2 separate regions of the Homo sapiens genome follow, and region 2 is linked to region 1. A link is an interaction called in ENCODE POLR2A ChIA-PET data of the cell type or tissue named here. Cell type or tissue: CD4-positive, alpha-beta T cell. All regions are shown on one strand.

Region 1 (8,000 bases):
TGAGAGACTGACACACTCCTAGCAGCTGGTAAAGGGGTGCTGGAGGCCATGGAGGAGCTCTAGAAACATTAGCATGGGCTGATCTGATTACTTCCTGGCATCCCGCTCACTTTTATGGGAAGTCTTATTAGAGGGATGGGACAGTTTTCCATATCCTTGCTGTGGAGCTCTGGAACACTCTCTAAATTTCCCTCTATTAAAAATCACTGCCCTAACTACACTTCCTCCTTGAGGGAATAGAAATGGACCTTTCTCTGACATAGTTCTTGGCATGGGAGCCAGCCACAAATGAGATTCTGACGTGTCCAGGTTTCTCCTGAGCTCATCTACATAGATTGGTAGACCCTTCCTTTGGATTAGGAAAGATGAGTTTTACCTCTGGTACACTGTCTTGGTAAGCCTGGATGTGACAGACACCTCGGCTCTCCTTGAATAAGAAAGCCAGCAGAACTCTTAAAGCCAGTTGTAGTACGGAGTTGTCAGCACTCACTGAACCTCACTTTACAGGGATAAGAGTGGTGTGGCATTTTAAATACAATGGTATGTTATTGCCAGGGAGTGAGGTACAAGACGATGGCTCATGTCACAGGCCTACCTGATACGGTGTCAGAGAAAGTGGTGGGGAAAGGATCTGGTTCATGGAATTCTGATCTTGGCCCATAGGTGAACCACCAAAATAGTGCTCGAGTCTTAGGTTACTGTCATCAAAGACTTGGGATGACTCCATTATATCCTGGGGTTGTGGGTATTAGAACTAAATATGGAGGTCCTGAGCATGGGGACTGGCGTCCTCAGTAGGTGTTTGGGAATATGGGAAGGGTCTCCTATTTATTCAATAGAGTTTTCTCAGTTATTTTCCTCCCTTGCCCTTGCAATCTCCAGCAAAAGGTGGGATCTAGGAAGAAAGAATCCAGTGTAGAAGTTGAGAAGAACTTGAACGTTTTGGTTCTGGATAAGGTCACTGTCCTAGGTGCTAGGTGGACCGAGCAAAAGACTCAGTGGATGAACTGGTGCAGTGCCTGACAGAATAAAGAACAGTATTAATCCCTTTGAGAAAGCATAGTCCAGCAGGACAGTGGCCATTTGGACAGAAGCCCACTTAGTTTCTTGGGAGCAACAGCACGTATCAGAAGCCAGACTTGCTCTTCGGTCATGCACTTTGGGATACAGCGTATAGGTGCAGCCCTGTCACAACACCAACAGAAGTAGCAGCCTCTGGGTGCAGTCACCCACACCCCAAAGCTGGAAGGATCTGGTTCAACATAGCACAAACCCTTAGGAAAAATGAAATTAACATCACTGATGTGTAATCCAGTAAAATCTCCCTTTTTCGGGTGTGTATGTGGGCATGTGCCCATTTCTATGTGTGTGTCTACGTGCAGCTCACTACCAACAGCCTCATGTGCACTTGACCTGACAGTGCTCGCTGAGAACTCTCACCAGGTTGGCGCCTGAATGCCTTACTCTCAGCAGTCAGAGGCTTGCTTGCTCTGTGCAGATTTTTAATTTTCTTTTTTGGCCCTAGGCTGGTTGGGACCTCTACAGCTTCATTCTTTCACCATTAAATAGTGGCCTTTTTCAGTATTTTCCCTCTTCCCCTTTATAAATTATGCTAAAGCCACAAAGCACATTTTTGGGGATCATAGAAGGTTGGGGTTCCAGAAAGGCATCTGTGTGATGGTTCCATTGATGTGGGATTTCCCTACTTGCTGTATTCTCAGTTTCTAATAAAAAGAACCAAATGAAATATGACCTGTCGTGTGTTTTTTTATTGCCGTTCAGCTTACCTCCCCTTGGCTTTTGGCACTTCTCTGAAGCTCTAATTTAGACACTGTGATTTAAGAAATTTTTGGAAACTTCCCCTTCGGGATGCAGAAATCAAAGTGCTTATGCCCAACTCCTGTTTCCTAACTCAAGCTTTCCTCGTAAGTTGCACCAGGTTTAGAATGGAGGGGAGAGCAGCTCTAAGGGGCAGTTCTTATTTATTATTGAAGTTTATAAAAATAGTCTCTAATGCCAAGGGCAATAGGCTCTACCATAAAGCCTGGGTGTGTAGTAGGCTGTACCATCTAGGTTTGTGTAAGTGCATTCTATGATGTTTGCGTGACAACGAAATCAACTAATTATGAAATCACTTAATGATACATTTCTCAGAATGTATCTCTTTTGTTAAGTGAAACATTACAAAATTTATTTTTTTGGGCACGGTGGCTCACTCCTGTAATCCCAGCACTTTGGGAGGCCAAGGCGGGCGGATCACGAGGCCATCTCCTACAGGCAGTGCACATTGACTAAGTTCATTCCTTGCTTTTGCTGTTGTTTGCTATTATAAATAGGATTTTGTCTTCAATTATATCTTCTAAAAGTTCTTTTGATTGGTGAAAGCTACTGATTGCTGAATATTGGTTTTTTACCCCGACCATTTGCTGTTTTCTCCTCCTAATCATAATTTTTTCTTAGTTGGTTTCCAGTAATAAAGTCATGTTGTCTGAGAAAAAAAAAAATAGTCTCTAATGTAACACTTGATGCCAAGGGATGTGTTAGAGAACTGTCGATGTCATATGATCATAATCACAACCCTCTGAGCCATTCAGGAGTATTTTCACTCTCATTTTATAGATGGGGAAACTGAAGCTTAGGAAGTTTAAGAATGACTCTAGTGCCAGCACTGTATTGGAGAAAAGAGTGAAGAGAAAATTTAAGAAAACCTTTCTGTATTTGTTATTCTGATTAAACAGTGTCATATACATTGACTTAAAGGTTTTGGGGTTCATTAACCTAGTCCCTTCTATATAAGAAGAGGATCTGGTTCGAGTTGGTGTTTGAAATAAAAAAAAAAAAAACGGAATTCCAACCCTTTTGCCTTAGGTAAATTTAGTTTTTGGAAGGGCATTTCCAGTATCAGGATAATATGTTCATTCTGAATTCTCATTTTTAAGTATAGATTTAACTTTAGAGTGTCCCATACCTTACCTGGGCATAGACATTGGATCATTCCCTGCTTTTGACAAACAGTATTAGCTGAAGCCTACTAATAACCCACTTGTCTTTTCCTCGTCTCTTCCCAAAAGGCATCTGAGCCGGGCATGGTGGCTGACGCCTGTAATGCCAGCACTTTGGAAGGCCGAGGTGGGCGGATCACAAGGTCAGGAGTTCGAGACCACCTTGGCCAAAATGGTGAAACCCCGTCTCTACTATAAATACAAAAAATTAGCTGGGTGTGGTGGAGGCACCTGTAATCCAGCTACTTGGGAGGCTGAGGCAGGAGACTCGCTTGAACCTGGGAGGTGGAGGTTGCAGTGAGCTGAGACCATACCACTGCACTCCAGCCTGGGTGACAGAGCGAGACTCCATCTCCCAAAAAAAAAAAAAGTGTCTGTATGGTTCCTGATACCCAGGTGATGTTATGTGGTTGTAGAGGAAGTAGATAAGGACAAGTTTGGATTCTGACTGTACAGCGTGCTAGGCTCTGGGTGCCTAGAGAACCCTCTGGGCAATGTTACTTTAAAATCATCCCAGAAACAACATCTTCTTGAATATTTGGCTTCAATTGTAGTGTTTCATTTTGTCTTCCCCTCAGAGGGCATGAACCATTTGCTAGCCAGCACTGCTCCCTACCCACCACCAACACCCTATCTAATGTACAAATCTTTTCTGCCTTCAGCTGTTTGACTTGGTGAAACAAGGGCAGCCTGTCTCACTCATGTAGAGGCTGCTTATGATGGCATGGGGCAGGAAGGAAGCGTCACGTGCGATGGCCTCTTGTCACCGCCATCCTACTGTCCCACCGTCCCTACCCTGCTACACTACCTGGAAATGAAAAGGGTAGCTTCAGATCTCAGTTGTGCCATTTGCCATGTAGCATGGGCAAGTGGCCGTTTGCTTGTCTAGCCTCGGTGTTCTGTTAAAATGAGGCCAACGATACATCCTCTAGAGCCCACGCTGAGATGCTGTGGTTTCTATAGATAATTTCCTCAAACTTCCCATAGTGATTGGCTGGGTTTTCTGCCAAACCCTCGCTCCAATTCCGTCCTTTTGTGGACTTCATTTACTTTTCTGGCCTTATGATATGCCCACTTTCTTGCCTCCCCGCCGCCCCCGAACCACAACTTCACTGAGCTTAATGAAGTGGTTGAAGCATTTTCCCTGAAAGCTCTTCTATTAAAATACACAACATTATTATGTGGATTTAGTAGTTCACATATCCTTGGTACTGAGGAAGGAAGATCTGACAGCATCCTTAAGTTCCTGGTCCTCCAAAGGTGGTGTACAACATAAGATTTCAAAATTCTGCATTCTAATTTATCAAATGACTTAGGTTCCAAGTTCATGCGTCCGAGAGCAGGTGATGGGCTTTAGAGTGAGCCAGGCTGCCACCTGCTGTCCTTTAGTGGTTCTGCTAAAAGTAGAAGAGGAATCGTTCTGACCTTCAAAGGCAAAGCTTATGAGAATATTTTGTTCTCCAAGGTAGAGAAGGTTAGTTTATCAGAAATGGTTTTTCCTTCCAATGGTCTTGAAAGGGATTCCCCTCGGCCATGCAGAGATATGGGGCCCAGAGGAAGCAGACAAAACCAGGCCAGAAGCTGCTCCAGCTTCCTAAGCTTGGCTTTTTAAGAGTTGATAAATTTGCCTGAAAGTGCTCTACCTGTTTGGGTGGGGATGATAACCCTTCCAAAAGATAACACTGGGTTATGGTCCTACAGAGACTGCTGTTTGGTGTCTGTGAGTTGGTAGTTGGGGTCAAATGCAGTTGGAGGTCAGAATGTGCCTTAATGCCAAAGAATGAACGGCAGGTGGGCGGCCACGGCCTTGGCAGGAAGTGGCAGGGCGAGAGTTAGTGCTCACCCTGCTGTGTGCCGCACAGGTGGTGCCTCGTGACACATGGTTGGGACACTCAGTGATGGCAGCCCAGGGGCTAGAAAGGGCTCCTTGCTGCTTTCTTAACCCTGCTGGGCCTGTTGAACACCTTATTGTTCCTGGCATCTAAATTGTAATTTCTTTGTCCCCACCTCCATGAAACAAGGTAATGTAATGATCGCAGTTAGCATGTATTTATTTAGCGTTTAGTATATGCCAGGCAGTTTCAAGCATGTTACGTGAATACATCACATTCAATCTTCATACACTCTTCCGGTAATTTGGAGGCAATTTTCAACTCTGCTGCAGTTTCTATAACATGGGACTAATGATAGTACCCACTTTCAGGGGGCTGTTGTGAGGATGGAATGAGCTGAAACATGTTATTTGGTACATGTAAACCTTAGCTGTTCTAGCATTATTCTGCCACTTAAGCTGTCTTCGAGCTGCAGTGTCTTCTGCTGTAAGGGGGCATTAATACTGCCCTCACAGGGTTGTTGCAAGACATGACGGTAAGAGTGACATTCTGTAACCGATAATGTAAGTGTGTTTTACAGAGTTGGCATTTGGCCTACTCTAGAGGCAAGTTAGGGCTATTTGCTGGTAGGAAACTTGAACAGCTTTGAACTTGAACTTTGAAGTGTGGAGGCTGAGGGTGATGGAGGAGCGGGGGGAAGCGCCCCAAAAGCCCTGCATGCTGTCCATACCCATCACTGGGGTTTGTTAAATGGAAAGATTTGAGGCCGGCCTCTCCCACATTTCTCCATGGCTTTGCCCTTAATGTTGCTCTCACTGTGGAGACTGTTGTCTCCTGGGATCCAGGTCTTGGGGTTTGGTCGGGGGAGGAAGCTGCGGGGCCTTGGGACCCTGGGGGAGATGTGTGTGCGCTGGGGGTGAGTTCCCAGATAGAGCTTCCCTCCCAGTGGACCCTGCTTAGCAAGTTGGAATGTTCCCACAAGTTCCAACCCTAAGGATTTCACTCCAGGGACAGAGTCAAGTAGATTCTTTTGTAAATCATTGGCCAGAAAAGAGCACAACCACTGCTCTTTTTCACTATTTTACAGCTATTTTTGCCGTCCCCTGAATGTACATCAATTTCCATGCAGCAATTGGATGTCTCAGCCTATTGGCTTTTCATAGATGCAAACTTTCCTTTAGGGCTTTGTAAAGAAGTTTTGGGAAGTTCTTCAATAGCAGCAGTTTGGGGACATCACGTGTAGCCCTGTCGATATTTCCTGAATGGATTTCATTCCTTTCTCAGTCTTGACCATTCCCTTACCCAACCCCCACCCCAACACAGTCAAAACCTTTTCGAGCAGCAGCTAGGAAGGTGAGTGGCCTCCCACCATGAGCCTCACTTTGGGGAATCTATGCTTTAGTTGGGGCATATTCTTGCCTTAGCCTCATCTCTGCATTTGGCCTCATTCTGCTGCTGCTTCTCAGTACCCAGAAGTCCTTGGGTTCTACCAGAGACCACTCCGACAGAAAGGGTCAGAAACAACTGACCCTTTCTTGGCTGGGTCTGGACTCTGGAGTACAGGAAGAACTAAATTATTTTGTCTTGGTCCAAGCTGAGCTCACGCTGGCTTCCCGAAGAGGAGACAGGAAGGTTAGGTCAGAAGTATGCTCATGTTGAGACCTAGGGCAGATGGTACCGGGCACCATGAAGCATCTTGAAAGTGGTGCCAGGTGATTGGTTTCCTGTTCCATCCAGCATTCTCCGGAGCCAGGGGCCACCAGCCCAGGATTGAGAGGAGCGTTGGCCTGGGGGCGACCCAACTGCAGTTAGCTGCATCCCATGTCAGTGCTGACTTTTTGGGATGGCTCTGGAAGGATCACCTTGCCAAAACACAGGTCAGGCTGGGTGGTGTCACCGCAGGAGTTGGGGCAGTAGCCCCCAGGCACACACAGGCAGCAGGAGTAGGGGCGGCGAGGCTGAGGTGTCCGAGGCGCCGCCGCAGTCCTGGGCATTCTCCTGCGAACGCAGAGCAGAGGTGACAGCGCGGCGCTCAGAGGAGGACCCTCAAAAAGGGAGGGGCTTCCACCACTAATTTGGGCCAAAATCCTGGGGAAAGGGGAGTTTTGGAAAGCCGGGGAAGCACTGCTACCTCTCTTAGGCCCCTACCTTTTGGGGGAAAAGCAAAGGCTGGCCCCTCAGCCTGGGAGGGGGGCACCGGCCTTCTCTGCTTGCCCTCAGGCTTGGAGTGGCTGCGAGGTCATCCTCTCAGAATGTCCTCAACTCTGGGAGCATCTCTGATGGGGGTTTCTGGTCCCAGCAGACCAGACTGTATGAAGCACCCGGCTCAGGGCCTGACACCTGGGTCTGGGTTCTGGATCCGTACCAGCCACTATGACTATTATCCACGTGACGGCCCCCTCACATTGCTCGATCATTCGGAACTAAGTGTAGCGGGAATGAGGACAAGATGGGAAAACTGCATTCTAATTCACCTAGGGCCCAAGCCCTAGGAAGCGTGGCTCTTCGTTAAAGCACCTTGGGATCCTGGTTGACTTCGTATTTTAATGACACAGGGGCTCTGCTGTGCTTTCACACCAGCACTTCAACAAATGTGAAGGGTTTTTCCCACCCCACTCTCTGGACACCAACTGGGTGTCTGTCCTGAAACTCAATTCAAGTCTGACACTATTGAGAGTTAGCATTAGAGCTCGCAAGTTACAGGGCTCGGTCCCACAAGGTGGCCGTCACTTCAGATGCCAATCGCAAGCCCCAGGTCTCCTGTCCTTCTGACAGACTGGCTGTAAATCTAGGGTTCCCATGAGCCTGTCTCAGGCTCCGTGAGTTGTTAGCGTGGCTCACTCAACTCAGGAAGGTGCTTCCCTCACCATGACCCGTTTATTATAAAGGACGCAGGTCAGGCGGCTGAGTGGAAGAGACACGTAGGCCAAGGCACGGGGTACGCAGAGCTCCCACACCCTTTCACCAATTCGGACACTCTCCAAACACAGTGGCTCGGGGATTTTATGGAGGCCTCATTATGATCATTGATTAAATCTTTGGCCACTGGTGATCAACTCAGTCTCCAGCCCCCTTCCTTTCCCAGAAGCCAGGGGCTTGGAGCCAAAAGTCCCAACCCTCTAATCCTAACTTGGTGTTTCCTGTGGCCAGCTCTCATCCTGTCTAG
Region 2 (8,000 bases), 770 kb before region 1:
TCAAGTGATCTGCCTGCCTTGGCCTCCCAAATTATTGGGATTATAGGCGTGAGCCACCGTGCCCGGCTTCAGTGCTTTTCTTAGGGAAAAATGATTCTGGAATTTTTGAATATTTTTATTTATTATTTTTTTGAGATGGAATCTTGCTCTGTCACCCAGGCTGGAGTGCAGTGGCATGATCTCGGCTCACTGCAGCCTCCACATCCTGGGTTCAAGTGATTCTCCTGCCTCAGCCTCCTGAGTAGCTGGGGTTACAGGTATGTGCCACCACGCCCAGCTAATTTTTGTATTTTTAGTAGAGACGGGGTTTCACCATGCTGGTCAGGCTGATCTCAAACTCCTGACCTCAGGTGATCCACCCGCCTCAGCCTCCCAAAGTGCTGGGATTACAGGCATGACCCACCATGCTCGTCCTGAATATTCTTTGTGTTTTTTTCTGACAGGCTTTGTGATGTGAATAGTAGTGAATTGATAGTGAAACTGTATTGTTAATAAACACATAATTTAAGATAAGCCAGATTTCTGGTAATATTCTTCTCAGAATTAGATTTTAGGAAATTTCTCTAAATGTAAATCCTGGAAAGCTTGCAGAGATTTAAATGTTGTTCTGGTATTTTTTTTTTTTTTTTTTTTGAGACGGTGTCTTGCTCTGTCACCTAGGCTTGGAGTACAGTGGCACAGTATCTGCTCACTGCAACCTCCACCTCCCGGGTTCAAGCGATTCTCATGCCTCAGCCTCCCAAGTAGCTGGGACTAGAGGCGTGCGCTATCACACCCCGCTAATTTTTGTATTTTTCGTAGAGATGGAGTTTCACCATATTGGCCAGGCTGGCCTCGAGCTCCTGGTCTCAGGTGATCTGCCCGCCTCAGCCTCCCAAAGTGCTAGGATTACAGGCGTGAGCCACCATGCCCAGCCCATCTGGTATTTTTAAAAAACTCAAAATATAGGGTACAAAATTCATCTTAAGTGCTTGGTACATCTTTAGCTTGGTAGGTCTCTGACATAGAGTTTAATAGAGATTTTTTTAGTATTGAGAACCCATTTGTCCCCACAGACATATTTTCTGCGTGTGATTGCTCTGTGTGTATGTGAATTTTTAATTTCTTTCTTAGATGAGAGGCATTAGTCTGTTTTTGAGCTTATGCCATCTTCTTGGAATTAAGATTTAGCTACAGAAGTTTGTATTCTTATTAATGCAGGAAGAACAGTTTTTTAAAAAATTGAAATCTTGCCCATTTAGTTAATTATTTTCAGGGGATAGATGACAAAAGTAAATTGCAAGACATGTACAGAAGGAGGTTGTCAGTTCATGGAATTTGTTTTATTTATTTATTTTTATTCAGAGTCTCACTCTGTTGCCCAGGCTGGAGTGCAGTGGCATGGTCTCAGCTCACTGCAACTTCCACCTCCCGGCTTCAAGCGATTCTCCAAGTTGATTCTCCTCCCTCAGCCTGTGGAGCTGCTGGGAGTACAGGTGTGCGCCACCATGCCTGGCTAATTTTTGTATTTTTAGTAGAGACGGGGTTTCGCCATGTTGGCCAGGCTGGTCTCGAACTCCTGACCTCAAGTGATCCGCCTGCCTCGGCCTCCCAAAGTGCTGGGGTTACAGGCGTGAGCCACCACACCCAGCCTAATTCATAAAATTTGGATACTGTTTAAAGATAGAGAAAACTTTCTTAACTTGAGGAAAATGTTAAAAATTGCTTTCATTATATTTGTTTTAGATTACATTTAGTTGCAGGTTCCATAAACTACATTCAAGATTAGTACTGCTTTTTAAATGTATATGAACTATCTAATGGTTTTTACGTGGATTTAGGTTAATTGTGGCGTTGGCAAACACTTACTGCCTGCTTGATTTGTATTAGACACTGTGCTAGGTTTTGGAGATGGAGTAAGACATTCCTTTACTTTTAAGGAGGTGATTAACTAAAACAATAATTACATTATTTTAAAAGCCCCTGGTTACCTCAGAGGAGCACCTAAATTAGACTGAGGGGCATGAAGGTTTGTGTAGGATTGTGACTGTTGAACTTAGTTTGGAAAAATGAGCAGTAGTTAGCCAGTTGATGGGGCAGAAGAAGGTCATGGAAACCAGAGACAGCTTGGTATTTCAGGGAATTGCATAGACCTGATTATGGTTGTCACGTGGAGAAGGACAGTGGATAAGTAGTAGTTTCAGAGAGATAGGCAGGGCCAAATGATGAAAAATCTCATATGCACTACCAAGGAATTCAGATTAAAAAAAAATATTTTTTGAGACAACGTCTGGCTCTGTCTCCCAGGCTGGAGTGCAGTGGCATGATCTCTGCTCACTGCAACCTCCGCCTCTTGGGCTGAAGTTACCTTCCCACCTCAGCCTCCCAAGTAGTTGGGATTACAGGTGTATACCACCTGGCCCAGCTAATTTTTTGTATTTTTAGTAGAAACGGGATTTTGCCATGTTGCCCAGGCCAGTCTTGAACTCCTTAGCTCAAGTGATCATCCTGCCTCGGGTTCCCGAAGTGCTGGGGTTATAGGTATGAGCCACCGTGCCCAGCCAAGACATTTTTAAAATGTGAGAATACACAAGCACACATTCCATTAGCTGTCAGTGGGATATTATCACATGTCATGTAGCTCTGGAAAACACTATCATGCACTTGTGAGAGAATCACGGTGAAAAAGGCCAATGACATCATCCTTTTATGGAAATAGTTTTGCCCTCATGGACCTCCTGCAAGGGGGTCTTGAGCACCCCTGGAATCCCTTACCCATCTGGAGAATCATATTAGAAGATCATTATGGCACTGGTGTTGAGAATTGTTTAGAACCTATAAAAAGAATCACATTTATTTTTGCTTTTTTGAGACAGGGTCTTGCCATGTCATCCACGCTGTAGTGCAGTGGAACTATCGTGGCTCGCTGTAGTGCAGTGGCACTATCATGGCTCACTGTAGCCATGAACTCTTGGGTTCAAGCAATCTTCCTGCCTCAGCTTCCTGAGTAGCTGGGACTGCAGGCATGAGCCACTATGCTGGGCTATTTTTTTTTTTATTTTTAAATTTTTTTTGCAGAGATAGGATCTTGCCGTGTTGTCCAGGCTGGTCTTGAACTCCTAGACTCAAGCAATTCTCCTGCCTTGTCTCCCAAAGTGCTAGGATTACAGGCATGGGCCACTGTGTCAGGCCAAGAAGGACATTTCATATTGTGATCCAATATGCGCACTTTAAACATCGCAGAAAACAAGACTGTATTATCTCTTGCTGCTTTACAAATTACTTCAAAACTTACTGGATTTAAAGAACATCTGGCTGGACACAGTGGCTCATGCTTGTAACCCCAGCACTTTGAGAGACCAAGGCAGATGGATCGCCTGATATCAGGAGTTTGAGACCAGCCTGGCCAATATGGCGAAACCCCATCTCTACTAAAAATACAGAAATTAGCAGGGCCTGGTGGCACATGCCTGTAATCCCAGCTACTTGGGAGGCTGAGGCAGGAGAATCGCTTGAACCTGGGAGACGGAGGTTGCAGTGAGCCAAGATTGTGCTACTGCACTCCAGCTTGGGCAACAGAGTGAGACTCCTTCTCAACAAAACAAAACAAAAAGAAACAAACATCTCAGATTTTATGAAGAGTATGTATTGGGTGATTCTGACTCAGGGTATCTAGTGAGGTTGCAGTCAAGATGTTGACTGCTGAGTTTACACTCATTTCAATTCTTGACTGGGATTGGAGGATCTTTGAAGCTATCTCACGTGGCTGTTGGCAGGAGACCTCAGTTTCTGAATATGTGACTCTCTTCACAGGGTAGTTTGAAGTTTGAGTATCCTCACGACATGGCAGCTGGATTCCTGAGAGAGAGTGATTTGAGAGAGTGACGAAGACAGAAGCCCCAGTGTCTTTTAAGAGTTAGTCATGAAAGTACATCATTGGAAGCAAGTCATTAAGTCCAGTCCACACTCAAGGAGAGGAAATTTAGTCTCCCTCTTGAAGGGAGGAGCATTAAATAATTTATGAACATACTTTAAAACTACCACAAATAATTGTCAGGAGAATGAATCTTCCATGAGCTTCTTATTTCTTTTGTTTGAGATGGAGTCCTGCTCTTTCACCCAGGCAGGAGTGCAGTGGCGCAGTCTGGGCTCACTGCAGCCTCCACCTCCCGGGTTCAAGCGATTCTTCTGCCTCAGCCTCCTGAGTAGCTGGGATTACAGGCACATGGCCACCATGCCTGGCTAATTTTTGTATTTTTAGTAGAGACGGGGTTTCACCATGTTGGCCAAACTGGTCTCAAACTCCTGACCTCAAGTGATCTGCCTGTCTCAGCCTCCCAAAGTGCTGGGGTTACAGGCATGAGCCACTGCATCCAGCCGAGACTCTTATTTCATATACACCCTGTTGAGTGTGCCAGGAATGCAAGCAAGGCCTTGACTGTTCCTAGGCCAGGCCATTTTTCAGGATTGTGTTTGCAGCGGGCCACTTTGCGGGAGGAGGTAATGTCTTCCATTGGGACAAAGAGCAGGCCTACTTACTACTTACTATAAAAGTGGTGGATTCCGGCCGGGCGCGGTGGCTCATGCCTGTAATCCCAGCACTTTGGGAGGCCGAGGTGGGCGGTCAGGAGATCGAGACCATCCTGGCTAACATGGTGAAACCCCGTATCTACTAAAAATACAAAAAATTAGCCGGGCGTGGTGGCACGCACCTGTAGTCCCAGCTACTCGGGAGGCTGAGGCAGAAGAATGGCATGAACCCGGGAGGCGGAGCTTGCAGTGAGCCCAGATCGCACCACTGCACTCCAGCCTGGGCGACAGAACAAGACTCCGTCTCAAAAAAAAAAAAAAAAAGTGGTGGATTCCCTAAGCCCAATGTTCCTTAGCTGTGATGCAAACCCACTGCCTGTGTAGCATCCATCTGAGCCCCTCCATGTCACCTTATGGGACTTGGGGATAACAGGGAGACAGTGCAAACATGTTCATGCTTGCTGCGCTGTGAGTAATAAAAGTTCTTTGTGTTTGACCCAGGAGACTCATGTATTCTGTCAGTATCCATGAAATGGTCATAGGCTAATGTATTAACCTGTAAGTAGGGTTAAATAAAATCCTAGTTCCTTCACAGTTCTCAACATTACTTATGTTTACTTTAGTGTGATACACTGTGAAAATAAGCTATACATTTTATTTTCTGTTCTATTTATCTGTTTATTTTAGAGATCCTATCTCTATTCTCCTATAGATAGGATCTTGCTATGTTGTCCAGGCTGGTCTTGAATTCCTGGACTCAAGCAATCCTACTTCCTTGGTCTCCCAAAGTGCTGGGATTACAGGCACAGGCTATTGTGCCTGGCCAAGAAGTACATTTTATATTGTGATCCAGTATGCACATGTGCATGCATATGCACACCTGAAACATTGCAGAAAACAATACTGTTATCTCTTGTTGCATTACAATTACTTCAGAACTTACTGGATTTGAAAAACAAACATCTCAGATTTCATGAAGAGTGTGTTGGGTGATTCTGGCTCAGGGTATGTAGTGATTTTATTTCATTTAAAACAAACAAGAAAACAAGCTTGGTTGCAGCTTATCAAGCTGATTTCACAACCTACTATTGGGTCATAATTCTAAGTTTGAAAAACACTGACTGGGGACTGTTACCGTTTGGCTGTGTCCCCAGCAATCTCATCTTGAATTGTAGTTCCCATAATCCCTACATGTTGTGGAGGGACCTGGTGGTAGCTGAATCGTGGGGTCGGTTACCCCATGCTGTTCTGATAGTGAGTGCTCACGAGATCGATTTTATTTTTTCTTTTTTGAGACAGAGTCTTGCTCTGTCACCCAGGCTTGAGTGCAGTGGCATAATCTTGGGTCACTGAAACCTTTGCCTCCTGGGTTCAAGTGAGCACGTCTGGGTAATATTTGTATTTTTAGTAGAGATAGGGTTTCACCATGTTGGCCAGGCTGGTCTTGAACTCCTGACCTCAAGTGATCCACTGACCTTGGCCTCCCAAAGTGTTGGGATTACAGGCGTTAGCCACCGCGCCCAGCCTAGATCTGATGGTTTTGTAAGGGGCTCTTCCCCCTTTGCTTGGCACTTCTTCCTGCCGCCATGTGAAGAAGGATGTGTTTGCTTCCCCTTCTGCCATGATTGTAAGCTTCTTGAGGCCTCCCCAGCCCTGCAGAACTGTGAGTCAATTAAACCTCTTTCTTTTATAAATTACCCAGTCTTATGGGTAGTTCTACATAGAGCTTGAGAATGGACTAATACAGGACTCTGAGGCTAGAGGCAGGCAGTCAGGTTAGAAAGTTGTTTTAATTCAGGTAGGATAGGATGGCATAAACCAAGGTAATAATTGTGGGAATGGAGGAAGAGGATCAATTTAAGAGGTACCTAGAAATCAAAGCAACAGGAATTGTATTGTTTTGATAATATGTGTGTATATGGAGTATGAAGATTTTGGGAGGACTCTCAGGCTCTGGCTTGAGCAGCTGATGTTATTCATGTGAATAGATGTTGTCCACTACCATGTTCTTTTTTTGATTTTTTTTTTTTCCCCTGCAGCAGCAGGTTTGGTTTTGGAATGGGGAGACCTTGATACGGAGTTCAGTTTGGGGGCATGGTGTATTTGAGGTGCATGTGAGGAGTATAAGTGAAGATGTCCAGAAGTGGGATACATAGTTTTGATTCTCAAAGGAGAAGTAAAAAAGTACTGGAGAAGTAGTGAATTTGGAGTCTTTGTTGTACATATGTTATTTTAAGCTGGTGGAGGCAGGGAGAAAGGATTTCTTAAGGATGATATTGTAGTGTGAGAATAACATAGGGATGAAGATCAGAAACATTTAAGGGAGGAACGAACAAAGAAGGAGGAGGGTTAGAAGAAAAGAGCATATGATATAAAGAAACCAAGAGAGGAGAGTGTCAAAAAATTGGGAGTGCTTAAGAAACAAGATGTATTATAGACAGAAGTTAAAAAGGCATTAGAGAGGAAAAGTGTTCATTAACTAAGGTTTCTCTGGAGAAGCCAGAGGGAATGGGGACTAAAGTACCCTGTGGAAGGATTAGCTGTAGCCCACTTCCATCAGAATAGAGGAAGTTAAGGATGGTTGTTGCTGTCAATGAACATGTGGAGAGAGAAAGTTGAGATAGTTCCTGTTTGATTTCTTTGTTTCTCTCTTATGTAGGAGATGAGATACGTAAATTTGATAGGGCTGCTGTAAGAAAGTACCATCAGCTGGGCACGGTGGCTCACGCCTGTAATCCCAGTACTTTGGGAGGCTGAGGCAGGCGAATCCGTTGGGCCCAGGAGTTCGAGACCAGACTGGGCAACATGGTGAAACCCCACCTCTACCAAAAATACAAAAATTAGCTGGGTGTGCTGATGCTCGCCTGTAGTCTCAGCTACTCGGGTGGCTGAGGTGGGAGAAGTGCTTGAGCCTGGGAGGTTGAGGCCACGGTGAGCTGTGATTGTACCACTGCACTCCAGCCTGGGTGACAGAGGAGACCTTGTCTCAACAAACAAAAACACAAAACATCTCCCGCCTCTCCACCCCGCTCCCCCCACAGGTTTGAAACCACCTGCCTGTTATTTCAAACCACCTGTGTGTTCACATTTTTGAGGACTTTTAACCTGTTTGACCAGAATAGATACTGTCTTTAGAATCTCATTTTTGACAATATGATTTACTTGGTACTGTTTTCAATGAAGAAACACTTATAAGAATCAATTTACATAACAATGGATTTTGGGAAAATATTGTTTAATATGCTGAAGCCTGTTGTTACTTGACCTAAGCCAATGCTTTGAAATGATGCTAGGAAATCAGAGAGATCTAGTTTAGATCTATATTGTCTTTGAAAGAAGTCTATAAAGTTGATAGCTATAGTTTAGTGGGTTCTGCATCCACAGCTCAAACCACCTGTGGACCAAAAATATTTGGGAAAGAATCTTAAAGTCACCTTGAAAAAAAAAGTGGAAAAAAAAAAAAAAAGAAAATACTTGGGAAAAAATAATAC

What was found. Peaks named below come from ENCODE experiments on the same cell type or tissue, not always from the same donor. Only the 100,000 strongest peaks of a DNase experiment are listed, where the experiment ranks them.
Region 2: POLR2A ChIA-PET joins it to region 1 with 11 read pairs; 2 of 35 experiments call an interaction of 5 or more read pairs at or near these places.

Annotation. Positions count from the first base shown.
Region 1 is chr12:1,786,928-1,794,927 of GRCh38, forward strand. It overlaps ADIPOR2 (adiponectin receptor 2), which reads left to right. Exons shown (of 8, transcript NM_024551.3): 8 at 1-1,747. It overlaps CACNA2D4 (calcium voltage-gated channel auxiliary subunit alpha2delta 4), which reads right to left. Exons shown (of 38, transcript NM_172364.5): 38 at 5,036-6,832. The coding sequence ends at 6,728. Among named protein-coding and RNA genes, the nearest start is that of LRTM2, 30 kb to the right of the region's middle. In CD4-positive, alpha-beta T cell, CTCF peaks have their summits at 4,358 (motif pointing left) and 4,557; DNase peaks (open chromatin) are centred at 4,374 and 4,864; H3K27ac peaks cover 607 bases.
Region 2 is chr12:1,016,883-1,024,882 of GRCh38, forward strand. All of the region lies in intron 1 of ERC1 (ELKS/RAB6-interacting/CAST family member 1), which reads left to right. Among named protein-coding and RNA genes, the nearest start is that of ERC1, 30 kb to the left of the region's middle. In CD4-positive, alpha-beta T cell, no CTCF peak of the experiment used is centred here; no DNase peak of the experiment used is centred here.